Regions from separate parts of the Homo sapiens genome. Here regions 1, 2, 4, 5 and 6 are each linked to region 3. The links are chromatin loops, found by intact Hi-C in ENCODE. Cell type or tissue: heart left ventricle. All regions are shown on one strand. Links, peaks and the distances in the headings refer to the core of each region. The heading gives the core; the rest is flanking DNA. Region 1 holds the start of LOC124901720 (a long non-coding RNA gene). Region 2 has its middle 18 kb from the start of CBLL1. Region 3 overlaps COG5 (component of oligomeric golgi complex 5). Region 4 holds the start of LOC105375445 (a long non-coding RNA gene). Region 5 holds the start of BCAP29 (B cell receptor associated protein 29). Region 6 holds the start of LOC124901721 (a long non-coding RNA gene).

Region 1 (5,113 bases), core at 1-4,000, 260 kb before region 3:
GGTGACAGGTGGAAGAAAATGAAGAATGAAGAGAGAAGAATGTACACATTAGAAGCAAAGGCTTTGGCTGAAGAACAGAAACGTTTAAATCCTGACTGTTGGAAGAGGAAAAGAACCAATTCAGTATGTTTCAATAAATAGTGTTTAAAATTATCTTGCCTTATCCGTGCAGGTGTACTGGCATGTTGGAGCAGTTGTTACAACCTTTAAGAGGTTGTGTTGATGCTGTCTCTAGCATTTTTATACTTCAAAACCTAATAATGTTATCACATCATCATATAAAGACTGCCTTTCCTCAAGGGTCATTTACTCTCATAGCATGGCAAGTCGAAATCTCAGGCAAACTTCAAAAGAATGTTTGTTCTAAACATTGAGTTGGAAAAATAATTTTGGAATGCAGTGTTTCTAGTTGGGTTGAAAGATAAGCATTATTAATCCATTAATATCACAGTAGAAAATTTCTCTAATAATTTTGGGATTGTCTCAACAGCTTTTTTTCCTTAATTGGTGAGGGACCAATAAGGCTGGAGGTGTTGGGGTATGTTAGCTGTCATTCATGGGGACTTGTGCCATTGGCACAGAATTTCTAGATTGAAAAATTTCAAGGAGGAGAAGAAATAGGCCCAGGAATGGTGGCAAACAAGTCTATATGATAAGCTATCTTGGATAGACTTGTTTCTTATAACTTTTCCATTACTAAACTAGCATCTTTTAGGTTCAGCGTTTTTAGATTAATTGCAAAAAAATTACATGTGATATAGTGGGGTCAATTTGAAGTATCATTGAAAGATGAAGGGAAGATATCAATATTTTTATAGTAGGAGGGCTGGCCAAAGATGTTTTAAATTCATTGTGTACATGTGCCTGTTTCTTAGTAAAATGCAGGTCATATCTGTTTAAATTTTTCACAATTTCTTTAAAAATAGTGGTCAGTCAGTAGTCAGATGAGAGGGTGGCTGAACTGAATTTTGGCAGTTCTTGGTTAATTTAGAATTTCATGTGTTCGGACTTTTCCTGTATCCCTTTTCTGTTCATCCTAGTCAATGTCTTATCATTGCATACATTTTCTGGATGCTTGAGCCATCAGATATCAGCTAGCTTTTTAAAATCACCTTTAAGAAAGCAGTATTTTCTAATAGTAAATTTATAAACATCTTATACATCTTAGCTTTCATATATAGGATTACTATGTATTGATTTGTAAACATTCACTGAGTTTAATTTTATTTCCACAGGGCTCACAACAACATTAAACCAGGATGCTTATGTTCTTAAGTCTATATTTGCATATACATTGACTCTTGATGGAAAGACTTAAGAAGATCAAGGTCTCACCATTTGTCCTCAATTCGTGTGACCATAAGATACTGATAGCATTGAGTCTTGAAATGATTTAATAATATGAGTGAGGATTTGCTTTCTCCATTAGAGCATTAAGCTAAAACTATCAACATTTTAAACCAAATTGCCTTATTTTTCTTCCAAACTTCATATATGTCTATCAGGTAATAATAGGCTTGAAAATTGATATCCTGTGGTGCTAAAGTACAGTAGAAAGAGAGGAGAAGTGTATACATGTTTTATTTTAAATTGTACGAAAGGGGAATTTAAAAAATATGTAACTGCTGTTTATACATTGGCTCCTTACTGCTTATTAATCTGTATTGTACACATGATGAAATGAAGCAGAAGCTGGGAGTCGGCCTTTCCTCTAGTAACCACCACATGGCTCAGCATCTGTGCCAAACATAGGCGCTCCTAGTCTGGTCAGTGCCAAGAGGCTACCAGAACATGGGGCAGGTGGCTGGTGTTGGTGTCCCAGCCTAAGAGCCACCTGCTGCAGTTACCATGGCATGCTGAGTTGATGCACCAGGTGGCAGCAGCCATCCGTTATTATTTCCAATGGAGACCTAGCCCAGGCCAAGGTAAAGTTAGTTAATAGCATTGGGATATAGTCACTGTAATGGTGCTATTAACAAACAGTCAACACCATTGTATTTTTTAACTTCGTGTTCTGTATCTCCTCAGCCATGTATCTTAAATATATTTTGTCATCATAATCTTTATGGTGGGGGCAGACTTTGCACTTACTGCAGTGCAACACTTGCACTTTAATTTTCCTCCAACTGTCTAAAATTAGAGCAAATACATTGGCAATACAGCTGCTTTTGCTCTGAGCTACAATCATGGCTTTTCATGTTACTTACCAAGTGGTGTTTCTGGTTAGGAATCACAGCTGTAAAATTGATTTCAGTTCATCACACTTCTTCATGATGTTGCCCCTAAATTTTGCACACTATATTCTTGTATATTATTTCAAATAAATGGAAAAAAAAGTTGCTTATCTCTGACGTCTACTGATTGATTGATTGATTGATTAATCTTGGCTGAATTTTATTTATGAGTTCTCAGAATAACAGGTTCAGGAGATGAGATGGAAAACATAAGGCAAATTCCTAACACTGCTAATTAGGAGGCTGCTGATAGGATTTTAAAAATTAAAAACAATGTTAATAGTGGAACAAGAGCCATCAGAAAATAAGGACTTAGATTATCTACTATTTATAGAGAATTGCTATACAATAAAAATTTTTATTTTTCACGTGGCATTTTTGTTACACGGTTAAACAGCCCAAAGGTCTGCTTTTAATAACATGACAAAGTGTAACAAAAGCCTTGCTTTATTTAAAGATCCAGTATGACATACTTAAAAAGGCCATTTAACCTTGTATCTTAGCTTGGGATGTGCCAGTGGTTCCTCAACTTTGTTGTCTATTGGAATCATTTTGGGGATTTTTTTTTTTTTTAATAGTGGTGTCTGTCAGGCTCCCACTCCTAGACATGTTAATTAATGTGGAGTGCAAGTTGGGCATCAGGATTTTAAAAAAATCCCCTGGTGATTGGTATGAATGTGCAGCCAAATTTGGAAACCACTGAGCTACATGCTTATTTAGTGAAGAAGGCAGGGTTGGGGGAAGCAGGGTACATGTTATAACTTGATCATATCCCTTTAAAAGAAGTGGGGACTTTGGGTTTATGTACCCATAGGAGGACTTGGTTATGGATGGGAAAGACATTTTAGCCTTGTACAAAAATCTGAAAGAGGAAAACATCTTTCTGGAAAAATCAGGTCCATGGAATTGAAAGGTGGTGATAACTCAACATTTTTTATGCTAAAGTATAAGTGCTAAAGAGGTAAATAAACGTCGATAGGAAATACCGAACAATCAATTACATTCTTAAAATAGTAGATAGTAGCAGTCTTTTGGAGTATGTGTTTAACTGCCAACTATGAATGGGTTAGCACAAAGTGGAGATGAACAAAGATTTCATGTCATTACTGAAGAGCAGACATAGCCTTTTGAAGCAGCTGAACCATTATGGGATAAACTGGTGCAAATTCTTTGCCTTCTCTACTTCTCACTGATTGAACATAAGCTTCCAGGGCTCCCCTGAAAACCAAAATGAAAACAATGTCAAAATATTAGATAAATCACATAAAACAGTTAAGGGGATACCAATATATAAAAATTATTAGTAAGCTCATTTCTGGAACTGTTAATGCTCGGTTTCACAAGCCAAGTGACCAACAGCCTTCACTCAGTTACTGGTAGTGTTACTATGGTTACTACGGTTACTACGTTTAGTGTGAAAAACTATAACCATGTTTTCAGTCTGCATTGTTCTTAGTGGTCTAGTCATATACTCGGAGTCCTCTGGCTGTGTAAATATGTTCTCAATTTCCCTTTTCCCTGCTTCCCTACTGAAGACACCGGCAACGGAATGGGCATTTGTGCCTACTCCCAGAGCTCACGAGGGGCATCCTGCGCCTCTGAAAGGCACGCTCAAGAGTACAAGGGGATGGGGCCCTTTGGCACATTCGGTAACACCAGTAGATGCATTATATTCCTGTTATTTGATGAACTATGAACAACCAACAACTAGAATAAGTGCTCTTGGGCTGTAATGGCAAAATACATGATCGGGAAGCAGTCTGAATTTAATCAAGGGGATGTACCATTCCATTGTTTATGATTATGATCTCATGGATTAGGTTGGGGGTTAGCAAACTGCCTGCAGGCTGAATCTAGCCTGATGCTTGTTCATTTATATATTGTCTGTGGCTGCTTTCACACAATGGCAGAGTTGAATAGTTGAGGCAGAGACCATGTGGCCTGCAAAGTCTGAAATATATCTGGCCCTTCTTTTACAGAAAAAGTTCGTCAGTCCCTGAACCAGATCGTCTGTTTAAGTGGAGCTAAAAAGAATGGCTACGAGATTAATTTTTAATTATTGGTCTATTTAAGTACCAGGTACACAAATACATTTTTGTCATATTTTCTTCAAAATTTCAGTTTGAGATTGGAGCATTTGTATAAAGATGTAAGTTAATACCATTACTCAGCTCACATACGATAGCACTTAAGTGGTTTTCTTTTGCTCTCAAATACTGAAAATACTAATCTAATTGGGTTTGTTCAAGATTTTTCATTGAATTGTGGGGAAAACATTTCCCCAGAGTCTGGCTATCACTGATCAGTTTGTAGTGCCCTTCATCCCACAAGCCACTGTCATACGTAAAGGGATTTCAAATCTCTTAAGTTCCAGCCCTCGACCTCCCCCTCCTGATCTCTGCTTCTTCCTGTCCTCTGGACAGTTTTATCTGACTTGCTTCCAGGTAGCCTCAAACTCATTTGTCAAAAAATTGGGGCAGCGTTCTGCCCGCCTTCCCTTATTTCAACAAAGGGCACCATCAACTTAAGGTCTCTTAGTTCTTTTCCCCTCCTACACCGAAACAATTACCAAATCCTATTAATTTGCTACACACATTTCCACATCCAGTCCCTCCTCTCCCCTTCGCTTCACTTTGAACCCTTGCTATCTTGTGCCCTAATGATTGCTGTAGCCTCTTAAGGTGGTGAGCATCCTACTGCTGTTTCTCCCCTGTTCTGGTCAGTCTTCCATATTATAGCAAGAGATTTCCCCTGAAGTATTACAGCACTTGCCGTGCCCTGTTCTTTATAGGAAATCTGGAAAGGTCTGACTTCTGTATCAACAGCCTTGACTTAGCAGGATCCAGCATTGTGGAATTCCTGAAGGCTGGTTCCATGCT
Region 2 (5,236 bases), core at 521-4,520, 260 kb after region 3:
AGTGGGGGCTAAAATAGATGTATTTAAAATATGTGTTTGCATAGCATTTATATTAGTCAGGATAGGTTTAATTATACTACAGTAACCTAACACATTCATACCTCAGAACTAAAAAGAGCAAAAACTTTAGTGACTTATACAAGAAAAGTCTGGGGTGGTTTTTTCTTGCTGAATGTTTGCTGTGGGTCAAGGCAATTTTTTTTTCCATGTGATGACTTAGCATTCTAGGCAGCTTTGATCTTAGACATCTATTATCTCAACACAGGATCACCTTTCTTGAAGGCAAGGAAGAACAAAACAAAACAATAAAAGCAAGAATTGTGAACCTGCTTCAAATATTTCCACCCAGAAGCAACATGTAACTTTCACTCACATTTCGGTGGCCAAAGTAAAAAAAGCGGGCAAATATAATACTTCCAAATGTCTAAGAAGGGAAGGAGAGCTAAAAATATTGGTGACCACTGATACTATGTTCTTTTTTGAGAAAGGATCTCCCTCTGTTGCCCAGGCTGGAGCTCAGTAGCACAATTACAGCTCACTGCAGCCTTGACATCTCGGGCTCAAGTGAACCTACCACTCAGCTTCCTGAATAGCTGGGACCACAGACTTGCCACACTATGCCGGGCTAATTTTTGTATTATTTGTTTTATAGAGAGAGGTTCTTGCTATATTGCCCAGGCTGGTCTCAAACTCCTGGTGCTCAAGGGATCCTCCCACACACATACATACTTAAAGAGTAGAACTAGTAATGAAAGAAGAATTGAAAATGTACAAGAGGGAATAGATAACTGATGGTGTGTGGACAAAAGACAAGAGGGGATCTAACTTGTATAGGATGAATACTCCCCTTTCTCTGGGATGAAAGGAATTTAGGATGGGATGGGAGTTGGGGGTCAGGAAGTTGAAGGAATGGTTCTGCCACAGGCCTCTCTTTTATTTCTTTCTAAGACAGAAAGGCCAGGACAGATCGACTTCCCAAAATGCTCTTTTCAACTTCTACCCAATTTAATTATGTTCCAATTTGCTTACATCTCCTCTTCACTTTTACCCTTTTATGCTTTTTTTCTGTCAACTTCTCCCCGTCTGGGATCCATCTCCAGCCCCTAGGTCTTCAGCCGATTTAGAGTATTACCATGGCCAGTCTTCTGGGATCACCTTGCCCTTTGATACCCAAATGACAAAACAGTCCATCCTATGTAGGAATTCCAGGCTTTTATTCAATTTCTTTATTAATGAGTGCATTCACATGTTTAAAAGTTTGTCACCTTAATTCTATAACTCAGTTTCAACTGGTATAATAATACATCTCAAAGATGGACACAGCCTTACCTCCCTTAAACATAACTAGGATATGTTTAATAAGATTTTGCTTGAAGGCTTAGGGATAACAGAAAGGAGTCAAGACAGAAAAGTTGAAAAGTATTATAACTCAAATGTCTAGCCCATTTTGTTCTTGCTTTACTAAGAGTTTCTCAGATATCAGAAAAACATCCAATTACAAAAGGATTGTGGATATTTACTTGTCATGTAGAAAAACTGCCTAAAAACCTTATTTGAACTCTTGCTCTTCCAACCAAGTTCTTGTCCCTGTGTCAGCTGTCTACTCCCCTCCCTACTGCCCACAAAGAGTTTCCTTCCACAGAATGTTAGGTACAAAATCTCTGACCTTCAACAGGGTTCTTCTCCAAATCACACCCTGCTACAACATAAGTAGGAGGAATATATTTCTGCAAAACAAAAGCTCCAGTTGTTAGCCAAACCTGACCCTAATTACACTCCTGAGATGGTGAGGTTTAGTATCGTACCATCATACCCAGCTACAGAAAACGAGAGTTTCTCAAAGTTCGTCTGCTGATCCCTGCATCAGAATCTCCTGGGGCCTGGGAATCACAAATCAGAACATGTTTGCTTGTAAGACATCCATTAGGTAATTATTTGGGAGGAAATATCTAGTTTTGGGGCCACAATATATTTATATATCTCTCTCTATATATTGCATTATTGCCATTGCAATAATGCAAAATATTTTACATCTCTTCATGACTTCCAAACTTTTGGTGAAACGTATGTGGGAGACTTTATTTACCTGTGACTGGTGCCACCTAGTGGACACCATCTCCTAAAACGGTTTCTGTCTAGGATTTTTATCTACCTGTCAAATTTGAGGATGATGAAGACAAAGACGAAGATGACTCACAGTCATTAAGTGCTTATTATTTGTTAGGCATTGTGAAAGTTGTGATGCTAGTTATTTAAATTCTTTGGCTAATTTATTTTTTATTTACTTACTTATTATTATTTTTAGGGTCAGGATCTTGCTCTGTTGCCCAGGCAAGAGTGCAGTGGCACAATCACAGTTCACTGCAGCGTCAAACTCCTGGGCTCCAGCAATTGTCCCACCACAGCATCCCAAAGCATTGGGATTACAGGTGTGAGCCACCACACCTGGCCTCACTGGCTAATGTAATTTCCACAAAAACACTACAGGTGGGAACAGGTATCCTCATTTTACAGATAATGGAAATTGAGAAAAAGAAAGGTTAAGTGAATTGCCTAAGGAAGGCCACTCGGGAAGTAAACTGCTGAGTTAAATTCCAGAGCCCAAATCCTTTAACTACTATTCTAAAACACTGAGTCAATTCTACAATTAAAGAAATCAGTACAATTTCTTTTGATAAGTGAATGTTGATGGTGTGGTTTAACACCCTAGAGATAGCTGAAAAAGATTTAAATGTTAACAGGGTCCAAGGAAGCAGGTAGATTGTTCCCTGGGGCATTAATAAAGGGCCAAATAAATGTCCTGAATTGGACACTGGGCAGACAAGATTCATTCTGAATTCCTTTAGGTTAAGGAGAACTAGGCTATCATTTGTATTGCCTCTTATTGCAGGAGATAAGCAAACAGTAACAATAAATAGAATAGCTAAAGTTAGGTGAAGACTGACACTCTCCTCCCCATATAGCAAATTAGATAGAGAGCTCACACTCTGTTCCAACAATCTGGAGTGTTTATTCCTAACAAAGAAAGAGTATATTATTCTCTAGCCTCTCAGTGAGAGATTCACTGCAATTAAGTACCAATCTTTTCTCTTTCTAGTATATTTTATTTTCATGGTACTGTAAAGGATCTTCTGTGCAACTCAGGGAAATTAGGTCATTCCCAGGTATATTAGTCAGCTTGGGCTGCCATAACAAAATGCCATAGACTGGGTGGTGGAAATAGCAGAAATTTATTTTCTCATAGTTCTGGAGGCTGGAAGTCAGATCAGGGTGCTGGCATGACTGGGTTTTGGTGAGACCTCCCTCCTTGGCTTGCAGACAGCAGCCTTCTTGCAGTGTGGCTCACAAGACCTTTCCTCGGGGCAGGCACATGCAAGCTCTCTGGTGTTTCTTCCTATAAGGAAACTAATCCCATCATGAGGGCCCAATCTTCATGACCTCATCTAATGCTAATTACCTCCCAAAGGCCCCATACCCAAATACCATCACTGAGGGTTACAGCATCCACATGAAATTGGGGGAGGATACACTCCATAATATTCTGCCCCCTGGTCCCCCAAAATTCATGTCTTTACTGCATGCAAAATACATTCATTTCATCCCAACAATCCCCAAAAGTCTTATTGCAGGATCAATTCTGAAATCTAAAGTAAAAAGTCTCATTTAAATATCTAAACCAGGTACAGATAAGATTCATCCTGAGGCAAAATTCCTCTCCAGCTATGAACTTGTGAAACCAGACAAGTTACGTGCTTCCAAAATAAAATGGTGAGACAGGCATAGAATACACATCCCCGTTCAAAAATAAAGAAATAGGAGAGAAGGAAGGAGTGATGGGTCCCAAGCAAGTCCAAAACTTAGCAAGGCAAATTCTGTTATATCTTAAGCCTGGAGGAAATTCCTCTTTGGCTCAAATCTCGGTCTTCCAGACTCATTGAGGTAGTAGCATTACCCCCACTGCTAATGTGTGGCCACAAACATGAAGCTTTGCTGGGCAGAGACCTTTGAAACCAAGGTGGAGGCAGTCTTGCCCTACGCCATCCCCCTGGGCCCATGCACTCTTAGCCTGTGGTAGGAGTGGCAGTCCTGATGATCTCTCAATTGCCTTTGGGGTCCTTTTGTCCTTTTCCTGAAGAGTAGCTCACTTTCACAGCTGAATAGCTCTATGGTCCTGTCCTGTAAAATCCAAGAAGTCAGTCATACCTCCCACTGCCTTCCCCTCCCCTCCCCTCCCCTTTCCTTGACAAGATCTGGCTCCGTTGCCCAGGCTGCAGTGAAGTGGCATGATCATGGCTCACTGCAGCCTCAACTTCCTAGGCACAAGCAATCCTCCTGCCTCAGCTCCCCCAAGTAGCTGGGACTACAGGTGCATGCCACCATGCCTGGCAATTTTTTTTTGGTATTTTTTGTAGAGACAGGGTTTCACCATGTTGCCCACACTGGTCTCAAACTCCTGAGCTCAAGTGATCCACCTGCCTCAGCCTCTCAAAGTGCTAGGATACAGGTGTGAGCCACTGCACCGGGCCCTCTCTTTCTTTGTCCCCTTTAGTTCAAACAGATGGTGTCTCTGCTGGTATAATCCCATCTCTATGCCTGCTTTCTGTTGAAATGGCTGATTGTGTTCACGAACTGCACTCATGATCTTTTTATCAAATGGATGTTCATCCACACCCTTAGTATTCTTTTCAGGACAAGCTTTCTCATTTTTTGCAATATGGATAGGCTGATAATTTTCTCAAATCTTCAAGCTCTGGTTCCCTTTTGCTTAATTCCTTCTTCAATTCATCTCTTTCATTTCACATTTTGCTATAAGCACTCAGGAGGAACCAAGCTACTCCTCGGACACTTTGCTTAGTAAAATATCCAATTCAGCCTCACAAGTTCTACCTTCCACAAAATACTAGAACACAGTCCAGCTAAATTCTTTGCTACTTTATATCAAAGATCACCTTTCCTCCAATTAATATATTCTTCCAATGACTTGTTCTTCATTTCTGTCTGAGACCTCCCCAGAATTGCCCTTAATGGTCATATTTCTAGTATGCATCTCAAAGCTCTCCCAGTCTCTCATTATGCAGTTTCAAGCTGCTTCCACATATTTAGGTATTTGTTACACAGCACCCTGTTTCTTGGTACCAAAATCTGTATGAATCAGCTTGGGCTGCCATAACAAAATACCATAGACTGGGTGATGTAAACAAAAGAAACTTACTTTCTCACAGTTCTGAAGGCTGGA
Region 3 (5,236 bases), core at 667-4,666:
AAAGAGTAGAAATCAATAAAACAGAAAAAGAACATAACAACATTGTTCATTAAGAACAAAGAAATCAAAAGGTAATTATTTCTGAAGATTGAGAAAATTGGTAAACTTGTAGGCAAACTCAAAAAGAAAAAAAGATGATAGAAATTGTCAAATATCAGTAATAAAAGGGAAGATATCTGCACAGATCCTACAGATAATTAAAATACAATGAGGAAATATTAAAAACAAGTTGATGTTAATAAATTTAGCAACTTTTAAATGTAAACTGATTATTCAAAAGATATATATTAAAACACAGAAGAAATAGAAAATATGAATCTATTATCTATTAAATTATTTGAATTTATAATTTAAAACTTTGAACAACATAAAACTTCTTGGCTCAAATGTCTTCTCTAGTGAATTTTATTAAACATTTAAGAAAGGACTAACTCTGATCTTACAAAAACATTTTCAAAATTGGAGAAAAAGAACATCTTTCAACTCACTGGAGTCCAGCATTGTCCTGATTCCAAAACCAGATCAAAATATTAAAATAAAAGAAAATGACAGACCAATAGGCCTTATGACTACATAGGCAAAAGATTTTTTAAAAATAATTGTTGATACAACCATGCAATATCTAAAAAGGTAGTACTATCAAAATAGGTTTATGTCAAAAATGCAAGGTTGGCTTAACATTAAAAAAACAAATCCATGTAATTTATCATGTTACTAGATTAAATGAGAAAAACCATATGAACCCTCATTAAATGGAAAAAATCTTAAATAATGTAATATGCATTCCTGATAAAAATTCTCAACAAAGAAGGAAACTTTATCAACCTGAAAAATGATATCCATAAAAACCGTATACCTAGCATCAAACCTAATAATGAAAGATTGAATACTTTCCCCCTGAAGACATGGAAAAAAGCAGTTATGTCTGCTCTCACCATTTCTACTCAATATTACTTGTGGTCTTGGCTACGGCAATAAGGCAAGACCAAAACAGATTTAAGATTGAAAAGGATGACATAAACCTTTGTTTATTCAAATATAATTCTGTAAGAAGGAAATCGTAAGGAATCAAGAAAAGAATAAATAAATGAGTTTGGCAAAATCATATGGTTTAAGTTCAATATTCAAAATTCAACAGTATTTCTTTATATAAACAAATCAAAATTTTAAAATATTGTTTGTAATAGTATCAAAAATGTTATGAGTCTAGCACTACCCAACTTGACAAAATATGTGTGAGACCTCTACACTGAAAATTACAAAATATTACCAAGAGAAATTAAAGCAACCTAAATAAGTGGAGAAATATACCATGTTTAAAGATCGGAGGACTCAATACAAAGGTGTGAATGTTCCCTAACAGATAGACAGGTTCATTGTGATATCAATTAAAATCCCAGCTTCCATATGAGATGCACAAAGCTGGACAGAACATAGCTCACACTGTAACTACAAAAAAGAACAAGGGAAAAACAAATGATCTACAAATAGAAACTTCTTGAACTCATCAGAGTGCTGCAGTTACTGGGAAACTAACCAATCCAAATTCTAATGAAAGGCAGGACACATGGGACGTGAGCACTTGAGTACCTGGGGAAGACAATACTAGACACCAGTAAGAATAATTCAGTCAAAACCGTTAATGAATTGCTAAAGGCTAAGTGTGTGTTCACAAGAAAATATAGAAGCCAGAGGATCTACAGACACAAAGGGAATTCATACCCATTCATGGACTTTTGCAAAGATCTCACCAGATGTTCACAGGCATACACAAAAAGACTGAGTGTATGGTGAAAGGCCTGACAAAGCATTTCTCATGGTGCAGGCTTGAGGGAAGCATGAAGCCACTGAGGGAAAGCATGAAGTCCAGGCTGGATCCTTTCTACCATCTTTAATATGGGGGGTAAGGGGTCAGAGGGGAGCCTTAAACCCCAGAGGGAAAGGCAACAACCCCAATATGCTTTGAGCACTGTTGAAAACACATTAGAACTAGGAGAAGAAAAATGCCTAAAAAAAAAAAAAAAAAAACTTTAGCCATGAAGGAGGAAAAGGAATTCATCCTACAAGTGGAAGCAGGGGTGGGACACTGATTGAAGTCCCTATTCCCAAAAACCAGGACACAATGATTGCCCAGACTATTATAGTGGATTTATTACCATATCTGATACAATAACGAATCCAGGTAGAAATGATGGCAATCTGGGAGGTACAGGTTTGAGTAAGCCAGACTGTCTGACTGGCAACTATAATTTGTTTTCACAATTTGCAGTCCCAAAGAAAAGTTGTTTTAAATCTGTTAGTCTTCTAACAGCAGACCTGAAGGTTAGGCTATTGGCAACAGGCCAGGAGCCAGTAAAAATATAAAAAGGTTAATCAAGGGGCATATTGGTCAAAGCTATAAGAATGGAGTGATGGAACACACTCTCACTTTTCTGTAGCTGGCACTGACCCTGAACAACTGCATCAGCTTTTAATTGGGCTGAACTGTAAGTGAAACAGGCCCAGGTATTTATAAGAAATTCCTTAAATCCAGGGCCGTAATGAGTCAATTGCTTTGCTTCAGGTGGCAAAGTGAGAAATAAGCTTTTCCCCAAAAGGGGTAGGTTCTACTTCATGGAACGCCAAAATGATACTAAGGCCAGGTCAGCTGCATCCCTTTTCAAAGCTGTATCTGCCTTTTCAAAAGAGATGCACTTGGTAGCTGGGTCAGGCAGGTGGCACTGCTGTACTGGGAAATGGTTGAGTTCTCCAGCAGTCATGGAGCCTTTAACCAAAGTTGTGATTTTCTTTTCTTCCCTCCTGGGATGATACATTATTTTTGCTGAATCACCCAGGGAGGGGAAAGGGGACAGGGGAACACCTCTTTACATGCAGCAGCCCATGAATAGGAGAATCTCCTCTAAATCTGTAAGTATTCATAGTGTAAGAACATAAAATTATCAATACTAATTATACATTTAGCAGAGGAACCCAAAACAATAGTACACTGAATAGGCCCAGAGGCTCCATCTACATTTTAGCTTTTTAAAATTTGAGTGTTTTACCCCCTGTAGGAACACAGACCAAGGAATTTAACATATGCACAAAAGGGACTACAGCCATAGCTGCCAGGAGACTACATTATTTCCTAACCAGGAGCATGGGGAAGACAAGGTAGCGGGGAAAATCTATTCTGCAGAGGACTGTGGTGGTGGGAAGGCTTTTCTTCTGCTTTGGTTTCTCACTCCAGGGTGACGCTGTGCTCCTGGAAGTGCTTGGGCCTAGGGGTCTCTAATTTGCCCCTGTGCATGCTGCTAGAACTCCACCCTGCAGTCCTCAGTGCCTTCAGCCTACCTTGACACCTACTGTGCTTTTTTCCCACAGGACCACGTAGGATGGCGAATTGAGCATCTCTATTCAACAGAGCTAAAAAAAAGTCTGAATTTCTCTCCCTCCCTAAGGTTCCCTACCATATTTGGCTTTTATCTTAAGCAGCTGAGGTTAGAATAGAGGGGGTAGAGAAAAATGGGAGTCCACAAAGTAAAAGAGCAGCTATGTACCAGTCAGCAAGACTGCATTTACATTCAATTTCAAGTGGCTGCCCACTCAGACTCCACAAATGAACTTATAATATACTTAGTCTACCCAAAGCTCCACATCCTCATTGCTGACATCTTTTATGTTAGCTCTCAGAAGCCCTTCATTCAGCAGCTACAGCCATACTGCCTTTTGCCTTAGGGCCCTGAGGCTTGCTGTTTTGTTGATATAATAATAATTTTTCCTCCTCCAGCCTAGAGAGTGAGCAATAACCAAGGCACTATTTGAGAAGCTTCATTCATTTCCACCCCTCACTGCTTAGCCTCAAAAAATTCATTAACAGGCAGGTCGTTAGGAGACTCTTACTCTGTACTACTACCCCACCACTTAAACAAGAGCATTCGCTACTGGTCTCATATCCTCTAAACCAGCCCATAAGAGCCCTGTCATTTCTCTTTCAGGAAACCTTATCTCTGTCAACATCATATGCTTGTAGCCAAAAATGTCAAAAATTGTTTAGGGTCTGGGATTCTACCCTATTTATAAGCTGTGAAGCTAGCCTGTTACTGTTTCATGGATGCTAACATAAGATGTAAGATGCCTGGGTCCGAACCAAAGAACTGTATTACCCATGATGCAGCAAGCAGTATGAGCATGATATCAGTGAAAATTCACCTTGCCCTCCAAGTCCCTGGCAAAGGGACTGTGGATGCTCTGTATACTACGGGTTTTTTCACAGCTGAAGAGCACTGAGCTTGGGAAAGTTGCCATTTTTATAACAAAGAAAAGCAAGTCTGCTTGCATTCTATTTGTCTAGGGTGTCATTACTTCATTCCTCAAGGTTGCTAGCTACAACCCCTTCCTGAGAAATGGATGGAGTAAAGGGTAGTTCTGTTAGGGCTTTGCATTCTCAGCATATCCGGCAAGAATGTTCAGGGATATTCAGGGCTTATGGGGATTGTTTCTCCCAACACACTCCCATTCAACCTAATACCAGAGGTCCTAGGCAGTACAAGAAGGCAAGAATATAAGTAAGTCTCACATGTTTCAGGAAAAAGTAAACTATCTCTATTTGCAGACAATTGTCTATATAGAAAATACCATGGAATTCACACAAAAAACTCCCAAGACTAATATATGAATTTAGTAAAGTTGCAGGATATGAGTTCAATATGATCCTAATTACATATACTAACAATAAACAATTGGATTTTTTTAAAAAATTAGGTGCTACTTCAACAGTACTGAAGAAATAATTAAATACAAATCTAACAAAATATGTGCAGGATCTGTAGGCCAAGAACTACAAAATATTGACGAAATAAATGTAAAATGCCCTAAAAATAGTAGAGATACTATGTTCATAAGTTAGAAGACTCAATACTGTTAAGATGTCATTTCTTTCCAAACTGATCTACAGATTCTCTGCAATACCAATCAAAATAACAGCAGGACTTTTTATAGATATTGCACCCCTAAACAGAGATCAGAAGGTAGGAGTAACTGAAGAAACACTGCTGAATATACCTGGCAGAAAGACACCAGTGATTACAGTCTTTAAGAATTATTAATTAAACTCTTAAAATGCATTCATTTTCCCAAATGGATGACTCAAGTAGTATAGTGGATGTTACTGAGTTTATAGTAGAACTACAGCCTATAGTAAAACTCTGCCATTCTCAGGCTCTTTATATAAAGAATGGCAGCCTTCTTACAAAAA
Region 4 (5,236 bases), core at 370-4,369, 410 kb after region 3:
TCCATGAAGACTGCTGTCAAGTTCTTGTCTGGAGATCTGCAGAGAGTGAGGGTTTCTTGGAGTAGCCCTTTGAATAAAGAAAAATGAAAGAAAAGGTAAGGGGGCATCCTCAGGCCAGTTCCAGTGGCCCTAGGACAGCAAAGAGATGAACTGGCATGTATAAAAAAACATACCCCGCACCTCCATCATACCTGCTCCTGCTCCTGTACTCCATTGTGGGTGAAAGGCATCACCAGAAACCAAGTATCCTAAGTCAGGAAACTGAAGGTCATTTTTGTCTTTCTCTTTCTCTCTCTCTCTCTCTCTTTTGAGACAGGGTCTTATTCTGTCACCCAGGCTGGAGTGCAGTGGTATGATCATAGCTCACTACAGCCTCGGCCTCCTGGGCTCCGTCAATCCTCCCATTTCAGCCTCCTGAGTAGCTGAGATCACAGGCATCCATCACTACACCCAGCTAATTTTTTGAAAAATTATTTTGTAGAGATGGGTATAGTGGGGTGCGGGGGGTGGTCTCCCTATGTTGCCCAGACTGGTCTTGAATGCCTGGGCTCAAGTCATCCTCCTGCCTTGGCCTCCAAGAGTGCTGGGATTACAGGCATGAGCCACTGTGCCCAGCCATCTTTATCTTTCTCTTTTTTATCCCCTACATCTAGTAAACCACTAGCCTTTTAACTGTGCATTCTTTACTGCCTCTTCAATTTCTTTTCTTCCCTCCACCTCTATGAACGTAGTTCAGGAATGTATCACTTGTTGCTTGGGTTACTTCAAGAAGTCTCTTTTCTAAGATAAGGAAAGCCTAGACTTTAATGCTACACTTTTGAGAGGGTGATGAGAAGACATTCCTTGTTTCTTTTTTACCCCAAACCAGGGAAAACTAGGCAATGAGGATATTACAGATCTCCCCAAACCAACAAACAGAAAATCTGCTTCCTTTGAACCAATACTCCTTTGAGCAGACCCTGACTTAGCTATCTCTTTTTTTTTTTTGGAGACAGAGTCTCACTCTGTCGCCCAGGCTGGAGTGCAATGGTGAAATCTCAGCTCACCGCAAGCTCCGCCTCCTGGGTTCAAGGGATTCTCCTGCCTCAGCCTCCTGAGTAGCTGGGACTACAGGCACGCACTACCACACCTGGCTAATTTTTGTATTTTTAGTAGAGATGGGGATTCACCATGTTGGTCAGGCTGGTCTTCAACTCCTGACCTTGTGATCCGCCCACCTGGGCCTCCCAAAGTGCTGGGATTACAGGCGTGAGCCACCATGCCCGGCCTATCTTTCCTTTTACCACCAAACATCATGTTTACATTTTCTGCCTATATTTCCTTATCACTCTGCTTTCAATCCCTTAAATTATGGCTTCTTTTTAACTGAAATTGGTTCACAAAGTTCATTCACTAATGCCAATGTACTGATTTAGGCATTTTTCTGTTACAGGCAATAGAAATTCTAACCAAAATTAGATTAAGCAAAAAGGAGAAGGTATCAGCTCATATAACTGGGGAGTCCAGAAACAGAAATAAGGACAGGCACAACATCATCCAGGACTCCGTATCACTGTGATGCCATTTCTCTCCTTGATTACCTCTAATTCCTTAGAGTTTGCTCCATCATAGGACCACGCATGGAGGCAAGGCAGTTGCAATGGCTTCAGTTTCTATATCCACTCAGATGGACATCTCAAAGGAACAAGGGTGTGTTTCATTCTTTCTCATTCTGTCCTAAGTCCCTAAACCGATTCCTGTGGCCATGGGAATGTGTTGCTCTGATTGGCCAGGCTTGAGTCACATCTCTACAGGGCAGACATGTCCAATAGAAATATAAGGGGAGCCATAAATGTGAGGCACAGATATAAGCCACATATGTAATCTTACATTTTCTGGTAGCCACACTTTAAAAAGTGAAAAAAAAGGTGAAATTAAATATAATGATACATTCTATTTAACCTAGTATATCCAAAATGTTATTCTTTCAGCATGTAATCAACATAAATGATGATTAAAATGTTTTATATCATTTCTTGTACCAAGTCATCAAAACTCATCATTTTAACAAGGCTTCCAACTGATGATGTGTTGGGGGGTGGAGGGCCTGTGAGACATACTTTGAGAAACACTAACCTACACTTTCATTTTTTCTGTGTTCCCAAAATTACCTTTAGAGTGCTCAGAGTACTGAGACATCTGCTGAAATATGCTGGAGCAATCCAGAGTGAAGCAGGGTTGTTACTGGATAGAGCAAGATAGGATCAGAGACGTTTAATATTGCTGCCATGTTGCCGCCATCTATTGGTTGTGTCACATATTACAGGTTCATAACCGAAAAAATGAAGCTGGTCATTTGTGGGCCCCTTTATACTTCTGGCAAGACACCTCCTCAACTGCATCCTGAAATGACTTTTCTTTAGAATTCTTATTTATTACAGAATACAGAAAAATCTTAATAGTTGTGCATTATGGATTATCAGGCCTACGTCTAACAGAATGTTGTTGTTGTTGTCAGCTACAGAACAGATAGATTTCCTTTAAATATAACCCTATTATCCTGTCAGCAATCCACTGTAAGTGACCTTGGTTTCTGTTTCTGCAGATTTTCTTCACCTTCTGAAGGCATTGACCAGAGAAAATTTCTTAACATCTCTGAGCCTTAGTTCCTTCAGCTATAAAATATAGGATAATAATGCTACCTTCTTCATAGCGTTATTGTGAAGATTAAATTGCATAGTGTTTATAAATTATTTGGCACAGTGCCTGATGTATATAAAGAACGCTGTCAATGTTATTGTTAAGAAGAATAACAAGTCTTAATGGAAATTTGAACAGTGACTGGAAATTTGATAACATTATGGAATTAAATTTTATTTTGTTTTTTTTAAATCCTTATATTAAAAAAATCCTTATCCTTTACAGATACACACTGAACTAGTTATAGGTGAAATTATATGACTACTGGGATTTGTCTCAAAATAAAATGGAAGGGAAGTGAGCAGTAAAGCAATATTGGCTATAATCTGATCATGGTTTAAACTCAGTGAAGGATTTATGAAGGTTTATTATGCTACTTTGTTTTGTGTATGTTTGAAATTTTCCATAAAATTTAAGCAAACAAACAAAATTGCCAGGCGCAATGGCTCACGCCTGTAATCCCAGTACTTTGGGAGGCCGAGGAGGGCGGATCACCTGAGGTCAGGAGTTCAAGACCAGCCTGGCCATCATAGTGAAATCCCGTCTCTACCAAAAATACAAAAATTAGCCGGGTGCTGTGGTGCGTGCCTGCCTGTAGTCCCAGCTACTTGGGAGGCTGAGGCAGGAAATTGCTTAAACCCAGGAGGCGGAAGTTGCAGTGAGCCGAGATTATATCACTGCACTCCAGCCTGGGTGACAGAGCAAGACTCCATCTCAGAAAAAAAAAAAAAAAAAATTAAAAAAAAAAAGAACAATATGTTTTTATATTCTTCACAGCAGCATGTATAATGCTGGACATACTGTGGGTACTACATGTTGATTTGTTGATTAATTGCTACCATGGGATAGAATTTTGTCATCTTGGGGAGAACAACTTAAAAGATGAACTTAAAAGAATTGACTTCACATGCCTCCAGAAAAAAATTAGATGGGAACACGTTTTAGCTTAACATGCTAAAGGTGATTTTGTCAGAAAAATCATGATGAAGTGTATCACTGTTGGCATAGCAAAAATTGGCAATTCTCTAAGAGATGCAGAAAGGAAGAATTGTAGAGATTATGTCTTTCAGCATCTATCTTCTTGACTTAAGTAAATAAATAAGAAATACCTACTTCGTTTGTGGATAGGAATCAAAGAAATATCCCATCTGTGGCAGATAATAATTATGTTCTTTGTTATAGCATATCAGAGAACCCATCCGTAATAGTATTGGTAGGGATAGCTATATTTGTATGGTAGTTACAGCTCTTGCATTCAAACTTCATCTAATCCCATTACATCTAGTTGATTCTTTTTTTTTTTTTTTTTTTTTTTTTTGAGATGGAGTCTTGCTCTGTCACCCAGGCTGGAGTGCAGTGGTGCAATCTCAGCTCACTGTAACCTCTGCCTCCCGGATTCAAGCAATTCTCCTGTCTCAGCCTCCCGAGTAGCTGGGATTACAGGTGCATACCACCACACCCAGCTAATCTTTGTATTTTTAGTAGAGACGGGGTTTCACTATGTTGGCCTGGCTGGTCTTGAACTCCTGACCTCGTGATCCACCCCCCTCAGCTTCCCAAAGTACTGGAATTACAAGCGTGAGCCACCGTGCCTGGCCACATCTAGTTCATTCTTAAACCCGCCCGTATGTACCTCTTTATACCCTGTCATGTGAAGAGCAAACTCCAGTTCCTCTCTGCCTAATAGATTTTCTAATGCCCTACCACAATTTTCTCCTACATTATTTCATGCTCTTTTAATCCTTGGATATAGCAATAACTTTTCCACTTCAATGTGGATTTATTCACAGATCTTGAGTGTTTGGGTCATTTCACTTCTTGTTTTGTTTCTTAATTCTTTCTTAACTTGAAATATTAAATGAAATGTGTTGAAAGAGATAAGTATTTTCCCTCAAGTACCATTTCCACCTGAAGGGGTTTAAATTCTGTGAGAACAAAGACCATGGAGAGGAAATCCTTCATAAGCTGGCAGAAAGTGGCCTTTAAGAGATACACTCCAGTTCTCCCGTTCCTCTTATCTCAGTCTCAGTTAGAGAGAGAAAGGAAGCGAGAAGGCATCTATGGGTTTCAGAGGCATTTAGATTTTTTTCAATTGATTGAACAGATCAACAGTATAATTGTGTTGGTTCAAGTCCCGTAAAAATGGTTAGAGGCAGAGAGTCATTTTATAAAAAGAGTGAGGGACTTGGGATCAGAAATTCTGAATATGAGTTCTGTCTTAATCACTTGTCAGACTTGTAAGCTTCGACCAGCAACTCAATCATATTAAAGCAGTAGTTTCATGCTTTATTATCAGAAGTAATGATAATAATAATATCGATGTCAGGATTACTACTATGTAGACCAGTACTGGTAATGTCTGTGACAGAATTCTATAAAATGTAAAGTGCAATTAATACTTGCTCTTAGAGCTCATTAAAGACTCATATTTCATGGCAACTACTTTAATCCATTTTATGGAAGATTCACTATAGAATACCTGTAGAGACTCAAGTGACTCAAAATGTACTCTGAAAGTGAATTCTTTTGGGAGGCTGAAGCAGGCAGATAGCTTGAG
Region 5 (5,236 bases), core at 418-4,417, 120 kb after region 3:
TATCGGTGGGCATGCACTGCAAGAATTAAGTATCTCAGACTGAAATAAAACCGTTCATAATTAAAGTATTATTTTGTTTTGCCAACATGAAAACTGTTATAAGGAAACAATTATGTAAAACTGTTTAATTCACGTTTGGGAATATTGAATGAATCCATTTTAACATAAGCACTGTGGTGCCATCTTTTTTCTCAGTACATTCTGTTTTCACTTTTCAGTTAATGCATTTTTTTTTTTAAAGATAACTCGCTGTTTCATTTTCTATGAATACTGTACAAAATAGGGAGGTATGGTCAGAACTCTGAATTGAATTACCCTAGTGTTGTGAGCACAGCATCATCACTAGAGTAATGTGCTCGGTGTTTGGAAGGAACCAGCGTGGATGGGCAAGAAGTTCTAACACTTTTGATTAAAAGTAACTTCCTGGCCGGGCGCGGTGGCTCACGCCTGTGATCCCAGCACTTTGGGAGGCCAAGACGGGCAGATCACGAGGTCAGGAGATCAAGACCATCCTGGATAACACGGTGAAACCCCGTCTCTACTAAAAATACAAAAATTAGCTGGGCGTGGTGGCGGGCGCCTATAGTCCCAGCTACTCAGGAGGCTGAGGCAGGAGAATGGTGTGAACCTGGGAGGTGGAGCTTGCAGTGAGCTGAGATTGCGCCACTGCACTCCTGCCTGGGCAACAGAGCAAGACTCTGTCTCAAAAAAAAAAAAAAAAAAGTAACTTCCTGGCTAGGCGCGGTGGCTCACACCTGTAATCCCAACAGTTTGGGAGGCCAAGGCAGGCAGATCACTTGAGTCCAGGAGTTCGAGACCAGCCTGGCCAACATGGTGAAACCCTGTCTCTGCTAAAAATACAACAATTAGCTAGGCATGGTGGCAGGCGCCTGTAATCCCAGCCACTCTGGAGACTGGGGCCAGAGAATCACTTGAACCTGGGAGGCAGAGGCTACAGTGAGCCGAGATCGCACCACCACAATCCAGCCTGGGCGACATTGGGAGACTCCATCTCAAAAAAAAAAAAAAAATCTTCCTTATGGTTAATTTATGTTCAAAGTCTATTTTTCTATTTTTTCTGTTACATGTGATCCAGAATATTAGTGATAAATTAAGAAAAAGCACCAACTTAAATGTGTTTTTGAATGTTTTATATTCTATAATTATCAATTTTCAACATTTATTTACTATTCCCCAAATAATTGTTACCAGGATAGTACTTTTATTAAATTCCTGATACGTTGTCAATATTGAAAAAACTCAACAACTTAAATGTACACGCACAGTTTGAAAAGCTGGAAAATAGTGAAAGAATATCCCCATACCCACCTTTCGTACCAGTCCCCAAACATCACGGTAAAGTTTACTGTCTCTTCCCAGCCCATGGACGGGAACGGGAACGCCTACGGAATATGTTGTGACATACAGTTGATCCTAGGTTCTCCAGAACAAAATGCTGCACGACCACCTCATCCTGGCCCTTTATTAAATATAGCTTAATTCTGGACACAAACAGTTCCCACCATGAAGAGAGAGTAGGTGACCGGAAAGGAGTGCGTCTTAAGCGCGTTCGCTGAATTTGCACCACCCAATCCAGCCCCGCCGCCCGGCGCCGCTCCTTAGACCTGGACCCCGGCACCCTCCCGCCGGGGCCGCACTTAGCAGTGGAAAGTCTGTCCTCCTGAAGAAGTTGCGCTCCGACCTCCAAGCATCAGGTCAAAAGTCTAACTCATTCTCTGACCTGCCGCCAATTAGAAAACAACTGTTGCCAATAAACGTGGTCGCGCCGCCTGTGACCTCAGCCGGGACGGACCCGCGGGCGGGAGCCTGCGGGGCGTGAGGCGGGGTGGGGCCCTGGCTCCCCTCCCCCGCCCAGCCGCGGCGTCTGACGTCCCGCGCGTCGGCGGCCGCGGAGCAGCGCAGGGAGCCAGGCGGGCTGCCGGCGGGTAAGGGCTTCTGCGACCCGGGGACCCGTGGGGCGTAGGCCGCGGAGGGAGAGCGCCGCTGCCTGGTCTGGAGAACCCCGCGGAGCTGGCCTGGCCCGACCCGGCCCGGCCCGGTCCGCGGCGCGGTGGTCGAGGGCCCGCGGCGCCTTCTGGGAGCGGGAGGGCCGGGAAGCCGGGCGTTGGTGGAGGGAGGCGTTGGGCTTCTGTCGCCGCGAAGCTGGCGGAAAAGGCAGTGGCCAGCGAGCCGCCTCGCCAGTTCCCACGACTCCCAGGGAGGTGGCGACACCCGCTTCCCGGGCCACCCTTTTCCCCTTCCTGACCGGGGTCCGTGCTTGCCTTCCCAGGTGGGGGAAGGTGGAACACTGTCCATCCCCTGGACAAAAACGCTGCGCCTCGGGGCCTTGAACCCGGTTTTGTTTGAAAGGAAGCAAGAGAAAATAAGTGTTTTTCCATTTAGGTGTGAAGAAAAAAATGACACTCCAATGGGCTGCAGTGGCAACCTTTCTTTATGCCGAAATAGGACTCATTTTAATCTTCTGCCTACCTTTTATTCCTCCTCAGAGGTAGGAAACCTTCAAATCGTTAACTAATAAATATTGGATCGCTCTTAATGTAAAATGGAAAAAGTTTTCTGAACATTAAAAAGTTTCGAAAGTCTTTGAAAATAAACTCACCTAACGAATTAGGTAGTATATAATGACAATATTAAAATAACATTTTATATAAAACTCTGTTACGTGTACAAGTGAAATAACTTTTTCTTCCCTTCTAAAAGAAAAGGCGCCTATACTTTTGATTCTGTTGATTACAGATATAATAAAGCAACGATTATACTTTTAACACCTGCCCTGCCTTGTCTCAGGTTTTACCTTTGTTTTATTGCCCTGAATTGGAGCCATGAACTAAATAAATATAAGTGGATAAATCATGTTTACAGTACAGCATGGGTGTAAAAGTGTTTCACTGAGGCACTGGAACAGCAATTTAGAAACCAAAGCCAATAAATTATTCTTAGTTTTCGCCTTTGTAACCGTTAGTTTCATTAATGACAATTTTACTACTTTTGATTTCACATAAAATTAATGAATGTATATTAAAAGTGCTGAATGTGAAAAGTATCACAACCATGTATTAGCATTAGTTCGTTAGTGACGGAACTTCTAAGGTCTTGAAGAACCAAGTACAGTGTTTCAAGCCAAGCAGTGGTTCATTTTACCCTTGCAGTAATCTACTTTTTAGTCGTTTAATTTTAGATCCAGAAATTTGATAGTATGAATGGGGAAATACACATGTAATAAAAATATTGCAAGATATTTGTTCATACTCCTGGCATAAAAGAAAGTATTTCATAAGTGAGATCCTAGAGATAACCCACTAAAGTGTATTAAAATCCCAGGACTGGGAGAAACTTCTTAAAGTTTCACCTTAGCTCAGGGTCCAGATAGTCTTTCACAACTCCTAACTTGCTCCTTACCTGCCTGGATTTCTGCTCTCTTCTGTCCTTCTCTATCAGCTAAGCTAAGCTCAGTAAGTTGTTTCTTACTAAAGAAAAAAAATTGAATCATACTGTAGGGTCTTTGATCTTATTTGATCCATTCCACCCATGTTCTATATATCACGTACTGAGACCCAGGAGGGCAAGTAGCCTACGGTTACCTAGCTGGTAAGTGACAGATTCTAGAAAAAAATCTGGCTCTTAGTCCAGTGTTCTTTCTACTCCATCATGCTGCCTCTCATCCTGTAGGTTTTGTTTCAAACTCAGTAACACCCTGTTTTGCTTTTTGGTAATATTTGCAATGATAGAATCCTATATACTCAAGAGAAAGAAAGATTTTGTATATAAACATCTAATTTATAGATAAGGCTTAAGGGTTTGCAAAGAAGGAAAAATTGTCAGTTGATCTTTACTCCATCAGAGTGATCTGTAACTTATGGATCAATATTTTTCTTCCTGCCAAATAAAAATTTTACCCATCCTGATCAAGTAGCTATTAGATAGATGTGTGTATATTTGCATATGATATATAAATGTGTTCTCATGTACAGATATAAAGAAAATACGGTATGTATGCACGCAGATCATTTACAATATGTCCTATGTGTGTATCCACATCTTTTTATCTTTTATATTTGTATCACCATAATCTTTAAAGAAAATATTTCATCATTTAGTCTCTATTATTTTCTTACATAACCCAGTGGTTAAAGGCACATGCTCAGAAATCAGGTCACCTATAACTGCATGTTACTAACCTTGGGCATGCTCTTGATCCTCTCTGATCTGTTTCCCCATCTGTAAAATGGAGGTAGTACTAGTGTCTACCCCTTACGGTAGTTGTTGTAATTAAATGAGATAAAACATGTAAAAGTACTTAGAACCATAATATAGTGAGAACACAATAGGTATTAGCTATGATAAGGTGCTCAACTGCTAGTTGTTCCCTATGAGAGATCTCTTACATTCCCTTTTACACCACACCAAACCTTGAAGAAATAAGTAAATTTACATTTGGACCTAGATCAAGGTATTACCACTTATGTTCTCTTAAAAATATAAAATTTTATATTGCATAATTTAAATATTGGCTGTATAAAATGCTTGGACTTGGAAGCAGAGACAAAATGAACCGATTCATCTGTATGAATCTCCCTCAACCCACCAATTTCAAGTAGTTACTTGAAGTTGTCCTAATCTTAAATCTTAAATGTGTCCTAATCTTAAAGTGAAACTGTTTTTTTCAAGTTGTAAGTGCTTGAAGCTATTTAAGTGCTTACTACATTTTTCTGCCTCCTTTCAACTAAAGTGTTACTCATTTAAATTGCCCTTGTACAAAGTTTGTTACCTTTCCTATTGCGTGATGGATTATTTTGCCACTTTGCCATTTATAACCCATGCTTTCTTACCACTGTCTTTGTTTATACTGTTCAATCCACCTAGACTATTTCCCCATCTCATTTCCTCTATGTTCACATCTTTATCTGTAGTAATTACATGGTTTTATATATATATATATAGTGTGTGTGTGAAAATTATCAAGCTACATATTTAAGATTTTTTCAATTTATGTGTATAATACCTGGGTAGTTTTTATAATTCCCTCATGGTTAAAGTAGAGAAACTTTTAGTTGGAGTATACGTTAAAATTGTACTATATAAAAATCAGTATGCAGAGTTAGACCCCACTCCTGAAATGTTGCCAATTGTTAGAACAATATATCTTTATTTCTAAGTCATTTCTCTGACCATGAAAAAGATACAGAGTAGTAGCTTCTATCAACAATATAATATT
Region 6 (5,236 bases), core at 739-4,738, 240 kb before region 3:
AACTGGATATCCATCTAAAGAAGAATAATTTGGACCCTTAGGTCATACCATATAAAAAATCAATTCAAAAACGGATAAAAGTCAAGGTGTGGTCTTGAAAGGACTTGAAACTGTAAAAAAAACTAGAAGAAAGAAAACATAGGGGGAAACTTCCATGACACTGGTCTGGGAGGTAACTTTTTGGATTTGATCCCAAAAGCTGAGACAATAAAAGAAAAAATAGACAAATGGGATTACATTAAAGTAAAAAGCTTCTGCACAGCAAAAGAAATAATGAGAATAAAAAGACAACTAATAGATTAGAAGAAAGCCATACATCTGATAAGAAGCTAACATTCAAAATCTATACGGAACACAAAAATGGCAAGAAAACTACCCAATTTAAAAATGTGCAAAAAACCTGAATAGATGTTTCTCAAAAAAAGTCATATAAATGACCAACAGATATATGAAAAAATGCTCAACATCACTAATCATAAGGAAAATGCAAATTAAAACCACAATGAGATATCACCTCATGCCTGTCAGAATGACTATTATTTAAAAAAATGAAAGATTGTGGTGAGAGTGTGGGGGAAAAGGGAACCCTTGTACACTGTTGGTGGGAATGTAAATTAATACAACCATTTTGGAAAACTGTATGGCAGTTCCTCAAAAAACTAAAAATAGAATTACAATATGACTTAGCAACCCCACTTGAGTACATATCCTAAAGACTTGAAATTGGCATGTTGAACAGATAGCGCACTTCATGCTCAATGCAGCATTATTTACGATAGCCAAGTTATGGAATCAATCTAAGTGTCTATCAATGGATGAGTAGATAAAGAAAATATGACATATATACAAAATAGAGTACTATTCAGCCTTCAAAAAGAAGCAAATCCTGTCATTCGACAACACGGATGAGCCTGGAGGACATTACGTTAAGCTAAATAAACCAGACACAGAAACACAAATACCACATGGTCTCACTTATTTGTGGGATCTTAAACAATAGAACTCATAGAGGCAGAGAACAGAATGGTAGTTACCAGAGGCTAAGGGGGGAGGAAATGGGGAGGTTTTAGTTAAAGGGTACAAAGTTACAGTTAGACAGGAGGAAGATGGTTTTTGAAATCTATTGCACAACATGACGACTATAGTTGGTAGGAATGCATAGTACATTTCAAAATTGCTAATAGAATAAATTTCAAATGTTCTTATCATTAAAAATGCTAAGTGTTTGAGGTGATGTTTTAGTTTGAATTAATCATCCCACACGGTACACATATAATATCACTTTGTACCCCATAAGTGTATACAATAAACAAATATATGTTAACTCATTTATTCTTCTAAAAATCCTATGAGTTAGGTACTATTACATCCCCATTTTACAGATGGGTAAACAGAGGCATAGAGAAATCCAGTAAAAGCTAGAAGTGGCAAAGCAAGGATTCAAACCCAGACAGCCTGGCTCTTAATTCTGCAATGCAGCCTCTTTTAGAATATCAGCTGTAGCAACTACTCATCCTATTTCTAGAACAGCTATGCTGATTCACAGAATCAGTATATACAGAAACAAAGACCTCTAGAGAAAGCACAATTTTGAACTGTCAACAACTTGTACAGAAAAACCTATCTGAGAAAACTAATGTGTACAGGATCATCATTTGAAGGTCACACAATTATCACCTCTCTGGGTACTCCAAATTCTATCTTTGGGTCAAAATGGACCTCTAGTCACTTAGCTACTTGAAGCATATAATCACAATCTCTTTCGGAATTATTTTCACATGGTGTGACCTTAAGTTCCTCTGGGGTAATGGGTGGTGTTGTCTTAAAGGCCTCTGGAAACTGACTCTGGGTTGGAATGATGACGAGGCTATGCCTCAGCTCTGCTCTCCATAGACTGGTTACTATTTGTCCCCAACAGAAAAAGCTAAAATATCTTGCAGCCCTATGGTCCCTGGATGCTGAGCAACTGACATTCCCAGACAGCTCCCTAAACTCCAAATCCAGCCCATGATTCTAACCTGCTCATTGTGACGAGGCTGCTCTCGTGTTTGAGCTATTGCAGGGAAAAAGTGTAATAAGAAGTCCCTCCACCGGGTCACAAGTTCATATTGTAGGTCTGGTGTGCCCAGGCCCTGAAAGGGGACTTTGAGGGATGCAAAGGATAGCGGGACTCATGCCTTCTTTTTTTTTTTTTTTTTTTTTTGAGGCAGTCTCGCTTTGTCGCCCAGGCTGGAATGCAGTGGTGCAATCTTGGCTCACTGCAACCTCTGCCTCCCAGGTTCAAGCGATTCTCCTGCCTCAGCTTCCCAAGTAGCTGATGACAGGCGCCTGCCATCACACCCAGCTAATTTTTGTATTTTTAGTAGAGATGGGGGTTTCACGATGTTGGTCAGGCTGGTCTCAAATTCCTGACCTCAAGTGATCTGTGTGCCTTGGCCTCCCAAAGTGCTGGAATTACAGGCATGAGCCACTGCACCTGGCTTCATGCCCTCACTTCTGTCCTGCTGTCCCTGGTTGTCGTGTTCAGCAGTACATTGGTCCTGTGAGTTTTCCCTTTCTCCATTAGAGCCCATTCTTTGCTCATGCCATGTGATAGAGTAGGGTTCATCTTGAACCCTAGTTTACGATGTGAGAAGACCCCAGGGGTGGGGGTGGGGTTCAGCCCTATATGACAGTCCTTGATTGTTAACGAACAGCAGCCATATGGAATCCTATACTACCTCTACAACAGGAAGGTGATCAAGAATTTTGGTCCTCCCATCTCTTAGTACTTCCCGTATGAAGCTCTCTGTATAAAAGTCCTTATAAGTACTTTAGAATTAAGTGCCAAGAAATGCTTAACTTTCTTGGCCAGGTGTGGTGGCTCACACCTGTAATCCCAGCACTTTGGGAGGCCGAGGCAGGCAGATCATGAGGTCAGGAGATTGAGACCATCCTGGCTAACATGGTGAAATCCCATCTTTACTAAAAATACAAAAAAATTAGCCGGGCATGGTAGCGTGTGCCTGTAGTCCCAGCCACTCGGGAGGCTGAGGCAGGAGAATGGCGTGAACCTGGGAGGCAGAGCTTGCAGTGAGCCGGGATCATGCCACTGCACTCCAGCCTGGGTGACAGAGTGAGACTCCGTCTCAAAAAAAAAAAAAAAAAGAGATGCTTAACTTTCTCTTAGGAATTGATACATTTTCTTCCTTCTGATAATGAGAATCAGATAGCTGATTCTGTTTCTCTCTTATCTTTGGCTTCATGAAGTTTAAAGCCAAGTTTGAAACTTATCTATAGCAATTTAAGTTAGTTTTATGGTTCGAATATTTACATTTTTCTTTTTTTCTTCCAATATATTCTTGACGCAAACTGTAAATGATACAAGGAAGGAAAGAAGGGCAGAAGGGGAAGGACAAGGACGGAGACAGACGAGGAGAGGGAAACAACCTGAACAGTACATGCGCATAACAGCATGTCTAGCAGCCCAGCCCACACAGAGGTTTCTGGCTGAGATGCCTGTCTAAGCCAGGCCTGGTAAGAACCAGCTCATTTTAAAATGGAATCTTCTGGGTAATCACCTGTCCCCCCCTTTTTTTTTTTTGAGATGGAGTCTCGCTCTGTCGCCCAGGCTGGAGTGCAATGGCATTATCTCGGCTCACTGCAACCTCTGCCTCCTGGGCTCAAGTGATTCTCCTGCCTCAGCCTTCTGAGGTGGCTTACAGGATTACAGGGGCGCATGGCACTATGCCCAGCTAATTTTTGTATTTTTAGTAGAGACAGGATTTCACTATGCTGGCCAGGCTGGTCTCAAACTCCTAACCTCGTGATCCGCCCACCTCGGCCTTCCAAAGTGCTGGGATTACAGGCGTGAGCCACCACGCCCAGCCTCACCTGTCCCTTTTAACAGGACTGTCAAAAAATCCATGAAAAGCAAAACTAGATTTGACTCTGTATTGTGCATCACTGTCATAATTACCTGTAAACATCAAACAGACATTTTGTTTTGGGTGCTTGTTTTAAGAAGCTGAAAGAACATAGCTTGAGCACTCCCTTCTCCCTGATTCCAGGTGGAATTTTAAACACTAGCAAGTTAAAAAATAAATAACCATCTAAAGTGCTTTATGAAACAAAAAGAAATAAGGTGTTATAAAATGCAGATACACCAAATGCCACAATATCATTCTTAGAGCATAATATTCTAAATATAGCAGCACTTTCAAGGGTGAACTTTACAGGCAGAAGGTAGTGTCAATTTGTCAACTATTAGGTCTCATTAAAAAAAAACTGCATTTCTACTCAGCAAGATTCACATTTAAACGATTCATAGCTATGCAGCTGTCAGTCTTCTGACAGCTTGTTAAGGCCAATCATGAAGTAAAGTAAGGCAAAAATCCTGCTGCTCCTGTGTCCACATCTAACATCAGTGGTATCCTGAGACAGATATAGGCATCATTCTCTTCCATGCCACTTGCCATCACCCCATCTTGACCTCCTCTTGCTGAAGGGCCTGGGAAGGCAGCAAGACCACTAAGTATGCGTACTGAGGTCTGGAAGCAGCACAGAAATGAAAGAGTGGGAGAAGGAACATGATTCCCTTTGTGGGGCAGGGCACAGGTGGCCATGCTCTCTGCACAGGACACAATGAGGGCCTCTGAGAGAGAAGAGAAAGTGTTGGAGGCCTGTAGAAGGTGAGCATTTCTATGGAGATTCTTTAGGGAGGCCTAGTTTGTGGCACGAGGGGCCATGTGGGTCCCAGGAGAGAATGAAGCAGGAGGCTGATTTGGGTTCAAAGTAGAGAGGTTAAAAATGTCCCTGTCTCAGTCTAGATTGTCTATACCAGCAGACCAGGTAGGAAAGGAGGCAGGGATTTGGGCTGACATTCTCTAAGAATAAAAGCATACATTTGGCTGAGTGTTCCTTGTGTACTGTCTGGGAGCCTGAATGCAACAGAAGACAGTGAGATGAGGCATTTCAGCAGCAGGAGGTGGCCACTAAAGTGGGGAGTTTAGATTCTCTTTAAAATTTTCTGATTTTCCTGGATGATACACGTAAGCATTCAAATCCTGTTCCGGGACCATTCAGATAGAAAACAAACAGAAACTTCTGGAATAAGATGTGGGGTATGGTGGTTACAAGCACAGGCTTTGGAATCAGGCAGCCTGGGTCTAAAATGTGACTCCCAGATTCTCCCACTTTGCTGCTGTGGGTTTTAATTGCCTCATGGGGATCATACCTAACTTTTAAGTGCTGTGAG

The links. Hi-C counts contacts between places; a loop is a spot of excess contacts. Peaks named below come from ENCODE experiments on the same cell type or tissue, not always from the same donor. Only the 100,000 strongest peaks of a DNase experiment are listed, where the experiment ranks them.
Region 1: a loop joins it to region 3, with 9 times the contacts of the local background. A loop is called at or near these places in 29 of 110 quality-filtered maps.
Region 2: a loop joins it to region 3, with 11 times the contacts of the local background. A loop is called at or near these places in 100 of 110 quality-filtered maps.
Region 4: a loop joins it to region 3, with 11 times the contacts of the local background. A loop is called at or near these places in 67 of 110 quality-filtered maps.
Region 5: it touches region 3 in a loop (2.3-fold over the local background); 25 of 110 quality-filtered maps call a loop at or near these places.
Region 6: a loop joins it to region 3, with 4 times the contacts of the local background. A loop is called at or near these places in 3 of 110 quality-filtered maps.

Annotation. Positions count from the first base shown.
Region 1 is chr7:107,200,179-107,205,291 of GRCh38, forward strand. It overlaps HBP1 (HMG-box transcription factor 1), which reads left to right. Exons shown (of 11, transcript NM_012257.4): 10 at 1-123; 11 at 1,236-2,344. The coding sequence ends at 1,253. COG5 (component of oligomeric golgi complex 5) reads right to left here. Exons shown (of 22, transcript NM_006348.5): 22 at 1,194-3,452. The coding sequence ends at 3,338. It overlaps LOC124901720 (a long non-coding RNA gene), which reads left to right and starts at 3,452. Exons shown (of 2, transcript XR_007060471.1): 1 at 3,452-4,313. In heart left ventricle, for the core only: a CTCF peak has its summit at 1,851 (motif pointing right); a DNase peak (open chromatin) is centred at 1,843; H3K27ac peaks cover 514 bases.
Region 2 is chr7:107,723,223-107,728,458 of GRCh38, forward strand. No RefSeq gene overlaps it. Among named protein-coding and RNA genes, the nearest start is that of CBLL1, 18 kb to the right of the region's middle. In heart left ventricle, for the core only: CTCF peaks have their summits at 2,101 (motif pointing left) and 2,303; no DNase peak of the experiment used is centred there.
Region 3 is chr7:107,460,603-107,465,838 of GRCh38, forward strand. The region is part of intron 6 of COG5 (component of oligomeric golgi complex 5); the gene reads right to left. Among named protein-coding and RNA genes, the nearest start is that of GPR22, 6.8 kb to the right of the region's middle. In heart left ventricle, for the core only: a CTCF peak has its summit at 2,710; a DNase peak (open chromatin) is centred at 2,709; H3K27ac peaks cover 623 bases.
Region 4 is chr7:107,872,541-107,877,776 of GRCh38, forward strand. LOC105375445 (a long non-coding RNA gene) reads right to left here and starts at 1,695. Exons shown (of 3, transcript XR_927851.2): 1 at 1,581-1,695; 2 at 1-67. In heart left ventricle, for the core only: a CTCF peak has its summit at 2,284 (motif pointing left); no DNase peak of the experiment used is centred there.
Region 5 is chr7:107,578,356-107,583,591 of GRCh38, forward strand. DUS4L-BCAP29 (DUS4L-BCAP29 readthrough) reads left to right here. Exons shown (of 13, transcript NR_163941.2): 7 at 2,404-2,509. BCAP29 (B cell receptor associated protein 29) reads left to right here and starts at 1,891. Exons shown (of 8, transcript NM_018844.4): 1 at 1,891-1,946; 2 at 2,404-2,509. The coding sequence starts at 2,418. It overlaps DUS4L (dihydrouridine synthase 4 like), which reads left to right. Exons shown (of 8, transcript NM_181581.3): 8 at 1-168. RefSeq lists a silencer at 1,749-2,238 and an enhancer at 2,329-2,398. In heart left ventricle, for the core only: CTCF peaks have their summits at 2,205 and 2,407; DNase peaks (open chromatin) are centred at 1,886 and 2,026; H3K4me3 peaks cover 3,669 bases; H3K27ac peaks cover 2,636 bases.
Region 6 is chr7:107,218,635-107,223,870 of GRCh38, forward strand. All of the region lies in intron 19 of COG5 (component of oligomeric golgi complex 5), which reads right to left. It overlaps LOC124901721 (a long non-coding RNA gene), which reads left to right and starts at 3,428. Exons shown (of 3, transcript XR_007060472.1): 1 at 3,428-3,516. In heart left ventricle, for the core only: no CTCF peak of the experiment used is centred there; a DNase peak (open chromatin) is centred at 2,353; H3K27ac peaks cover 3,885 bases.